Regions from separate parts of the Mus musculus genome. Here region 2 is linked to region 1. The links are chromatin loops, found by intact Hi-C in ENCODE. Cell type or tissue: left cerebral cortex. All regions are shown on one strand.

The links. A loop is a pair of places that touch in the nucleus more often than their neighbours do. Peaks named below come from ENCODE experiments on the same cell type or tissue, not always from the same donor. Only the 100,000 strongest peaks of a DNase experiment are listed, where the experiment ranks them.
Region 2: it touches region 1 in a loop (4-fold over the local background); 8 of 42 quality-filtered maps call a loop at or near these places.

The regions. Positions count from the first base shown.
Region 1 is chr2:104,433,549-104,436,048 of GRCm38, forward strand. Hipk3 (homeodomain interacting protein kinase 3) reads right to left here. Exons shown (of 16, transcript NM_010434.2): 9 at 1,388-1,509; 10 at 1,042-1,169; 11 at 790-951; 12 at 7-297. Among named protein-coding and RNA genes, the nearest start is that of Mir1902, 5.9 kb to the left of the region's middle. In left cerebral cortex, no CTCF peak of the experiment used is centred here; no DNase peak of the experiment used is centred here.
Region 2 is chr2:104,050,750-104,053,249 of GRCm38, forward strand. It overlaps Fbxo3 (F-box protein 3), which reads left to right. Exons shown (of 11, transcript NM_212433.1): 8 at 385-507. Among named protein-coding and RNA genes, the nearest start is that of Cd59b, 19 kb to the right of the region's middle. In left cerebral cortex, no CTCF peak of the experiment used is centred here; a DNase peak (open chromatin) is centred at 1,478.

The DNA.
Region 1 (2,500 bases):
ACTCACTCTCGGAGTGAAGGTCTGGGTGAGGTCTCTTCATCATCGCTGTCACTGCTAATGGTGATCACACTCACGGCAGGACTCGGGGAGTCGGCAATGATGATGGTTTGCCGCTGTTTGTCTGAGACTGAAGAATCCTGTCTGACAGACGCTTCACGGCAAGTTCCGGCCTCTCCTTCTGAGGTATGATTGTCCTGTGTGTCTACACAACTTACTTCCTCAACCTCTTTCCCACTGATTATCTTTGGAGAAATAAATGCTGAATGTGGGATATTGGTGTTCTGCAATGAATTACTCCTGCAACCAAAGAAATAATTTGTAATCTCTATAGTCACAATAGAGAAATCATATTTCTTGAAAATATTCTGTCAAACCAAACAGCAAACTTTCACTTGGTCCATGGATTTAACACACTGATATATCAAGAGTTCTGTGGATTATAGAATGTGCTCTCTGGAACACTGCTGTAGTCTGCATTGACATACTTTTGCTGTATATCGGTATCCAAATGTCTACAGTTGCTCTATTACAGGTAGATAATAAATCCTAAGACAAAAGTTCAATAAAGTCAGTCTTACCAACGGAAAGCATTTATTTCCTCTCTTCCTGGCTCCCATTCCATTAGTCTTACCAAAATACCTCTGGGAAATTGAGAAGGGAGCCAGCTTAGTGTTTGTGTCAGAGCTACAAAAAGGGCCATTTTTGAACACAACTGAGTGACCCTTTGGTGTACATGCAAATTTTATTTTAAAATCTAATTTCAAAATGCAGATTAAAGTGAATACCAACCTGTTCTGGCACAACTTATTTTTCTTGGTAGTGGCAGGCTGAGGCCAGACAACATGTGCAATGCCCACGCTGATAGGCTGAGGGGCTGATAATGTGATCTGGTTGGTTAGAAGAGGCGGTGGCATCACCGAGTTGTAATGATTGCTGTGTGGAATCATTTTCCTATGGAGCAAGTTTAAAAAAATTGAATCTCCTTTTTACTGGGATCTGTTTTGCATATTATCCATAGAGAAGCTCCTGTTTTGGACTTACCCCCAGTCTCCAAGCCTCTGAGAACCAGCCATGCCTTCAGAAGTTAGTGTTGCGGCAGCAGGAGCCATGGGTGTTACCTGCTGCCAGGCAGGTATTAGCATCTGCTGTGTTCGACCAGACCATGTCTGCTGCATCCAAAAAAAAAAAAAACCCAAAGTTACAAATAATACACCCCAAATTCAAAACAGTTGCTCGTAACTACAAAAGCTAAAGGCCACAGCCTGCAAGAAAGGACGGAACCCTCCACCAGATCCTTCCATTCCTTCCAGAAGAACCGGCTGACATGTGACTTGTATTTATGTTAAAGGAGGAGAGCACAAGTGTAAAAGAGTAAATTGTGACCAACCTGTGAAAGGACTCCAGGTCGGATCTGCAGAGGCTGCACAGCTGGGGCCTGAGTTACAAGCGGAACTGTATTGTCTACCCTTATGGAATAACTGGTGGGTTTACCATGTGCTGCAGGAATACCTAGGAAATACAACAGTCATCCAATAGGAGAAAAAATTATCTTGCATAACTTAAAAAATTATTTTAAATGTATGAATGGTTTAAATTTTGATTCAGATTACGTCCATTTCTACATAAGGATAATTAAGAAAGTAATCTATTAGTAAAGGTATTTCCTATCTTGTGATATTTTGTCTCAGATACTGATGTCAAAATACTCCATCCTTTCTAAAGAGTATGCCAAGCATTTCTCTATATCTTCTCTATTCCCTTCCCTTCACCTTTTTGGTCAAATTCAATAGTTGGTTAAGATCAAAACTTTTATAGTACAGTTAAGAAAAATAATTGATTAGAATTGCTTTAATATTTGAAGAGTTGGGTACGGCAGAACACCTCTGAAATCCCAGCACTGTGTGGTGGAGGCAGTGGGACTTCCAGGTTTAAGGCTGTCCTGGGCTATGCAAAGCCACACAGTGTCTCCAAATTCAAAAGCAAATCAAACAGACAAACAAAAGAACTAGTACTTAGAGTTTCTAGAGATGCTAAGATCATGTCTAGGGCAGACACTACATTTAAGCCATTAATATATTTACTAACAAATGCACAAAGTTATTCTTTAGCAATTGTAAGCCAAATTAAAAAAAAAAAAGTCCTGTCATGCTGAAATTTATCTCCTGTCTCTTCATTCATGCTATATATAGAAGATAGGCTCTGAAAAGCACTGCTGTTCCATATCTGCATAAAATACACTGCAGTGCAGGTGGGAAGCCCTGTCACTGTCTTGACACAGGAGCAAGAGTCTGTGAGACCAAGGAATCTACTTGCCAGCAGAGACTATGAGAAGACCTGAGCAAGAAATCATAAAGTATACAGCTCATGCCCATGATACAGTGCAGTTAAAACCAAGCAAGTGTGCAGAGTGGTGGTGGCGCACGCCTACAGTCCAGCACTCAGGAGGAGGGGCAGGTGGTCTAAAGAGCGAGTTCCCGGACAGCCAGGTACATAGAGAAAC
Region 2 (2,500 bases), 380 kb before region 1:
AGAAACAGTAGGTTAAGTATAGGTCATAAGAGGCTCAGTATGTTTACATTCTTCATATTTTCATAGTCCATAGTCACCAAACAGTATAGTTAGTTTTCAAAAGTCTCCCCAATTTTTATAGCACTGAAAAACCCAGAGAAGCCTTAGTTGGTTTCAAAATTGGTTGCTGATCCATGGTTTGAATCATTGACCATGATGGCTGTCTATACTGAACCAGGGGCACCAAGGTTTTCCACTATTATAAAGCTAAAGTTCAATTGGGTTATATCAAATATGACTTAAAGTTTTAAAGTATAGGTAAGAAGAAAAATGTACTTTATTCTCTAAACCTTGTAAGAATTGAAGCTAGTTGATTTAAACATGTTTAATTTTCTTCTTTGCTAGATATATTCATGATCCAGAATGTGTGGCAACAACTGGAGATATTACAGTTTCAGTGTCCACATCGTTTCTGCCAGAACTCAGCTCTGTGCATCCGCCACACTATTTCTTCACATACCGAATCAGGTGAGAGTTGTAAGTGGGACTGTGTGCTAGTCAGTGTGTTTCCATGACAAAACCCCCCGAGGAATCAACTTTGGTGAACCAGGACTTTCAGAGCCTACAGCCCATGGCCACTTGACTCACTCATTTCTGGGCCCAAGTGTGATAAGGCAGAATGTCCTAGAAGTGTAGACTAATGCCACATAGCAAAGCTGTTCACTTTATGGTGGCCTGGTAGAGAAAGAACCAAACAAGTCTTCAACCATCTTATATCCGAATCGTAAGACTCTTGGTGTTTCAAGTGCCACCATCCTATGGCTGGTTGTTGTTGCTCCATTTGGACATGATCTGTGAAATGAATTTTATGGGTTTGGTTTTTATTTTGTTTTATGGTCCTATGAATCAAACTTCGAGCCTTGTCCATGTTTGGCAAGTACTCTTACCACTGAGCTACAGCCCAGCCATGAAGTGCATTTAAGGGTTATTTTTATTTATTTTTTAATTAAAAAAAAAGTCAGGTGGTAGTGACCTACTCATTTAATCCCAATATTGGGGAGGCAGAGGCAAGCAAATCTCTGAGTTTGAGGCTGGCCTGGTCTGGGCTACAGAGCGAGTTCTAGGACAGCTGAACTACACAGAGAAATCTTATCTGGAAAAACATAACCAACAAAAATTATATTTCTTTTTTAGTGTGTATGATCGCATATGTGTGGGTACATGTGTATGCAGAGGCCTGAAGTTGACATCTGTCTTCCTCTGTCACCACCCATCTTAGTTTTTGAAGCAGGTCTTGCAGTTAATCTAGAGTTTGCCCATACATCTAGATCAGCTATCTATGAGTATGGGGTTTATAAGCAGGCAACCATGCCCACCCAATATTTAAGTAGGTTCTGAGGCTCCAAACATCAGTCCTTATGTTTATGCCACTGAACTACCTCCCTAGCTCTAAAGTACGCTTAAATGTTCTAAATTACAATTATAATTTATTGTGTGTGCATGTGTGGGTAGTGTCCTGTGGGAGTTGGTTCTCTCCTATCATGTGGATCCTGGGGGTGGTACTCAGGTTGTTAGGTTTGGCAAGAAATGCCTTTATCCACTGGGCCACCTTACCATCTGGCTAAGGCACACTTTGAAAAATAGTTCCTTGATGAAGTTTTCAGAAAAGTTAATAAATTTTCTATAATACAGTGTTCACAAGGACTTTGGCAGGTTATGATTTTTGGGTTTTTTTCTTTTTTTGCATGTGTCCTGAGTATAAATGATTGTTTCAGATACTGCAGGGACTAGACTACTAGGTTGGAATTGTCAAAGCTCAATTTTAGATTTGTAATGTAATCTAGAAGTTAGTCCATTGCCAAACAGAAAACCATGTATTTAAAATTTCATGTGGGCTATCTATGTTAAATTTTAAAATATAATATTTATGGAGTGCTCTTATGTGTCACACATAGTATTACATGTTTGATTAACTATAAAATGCTTCAATTTACTGTAGTTAGGAATGTTCTGTGCTTAGGCAGAAAGATAACCCATCGCTCCAAGCATAGTTTAGATATTTGTTTTTACTTAGATCCTGCTTAAAATTAAGACTTTATTAAAATAGAAATAACTTCCTGCCCTTACAAGGTACTTAGCATGAAAATAGAGACAGACTCCTAGAGGAAGAAAATGTTAGCCTCTAGAAACAAATTAAAGTATAATTCCAGTAGTTGGCGACATTTTGTTTTGAGCTTTTTAGAAGCTATAGAAAACCAGAATTGTGTTGTATAGGTTTATATGAATGAATGAATGAATGAATGAATGAATGAGTTCTTCAGCAGTTTTTCATGACACTCAATCTAGAAAGTGTCTGCCAAATGGATATTTATTTGATCAAAGATAGTTGCTTCCGCTGTTTTTGCATTTATTTATGTAGTCCTTCTATTGTTGGTTCTTCAATTCAGTGAAAGCATTTTCCTGGGGGCATGGAATTAGCCTAATTAAAGCAGTGTCTTTGAGAACTTAGGGCTAATGTGGA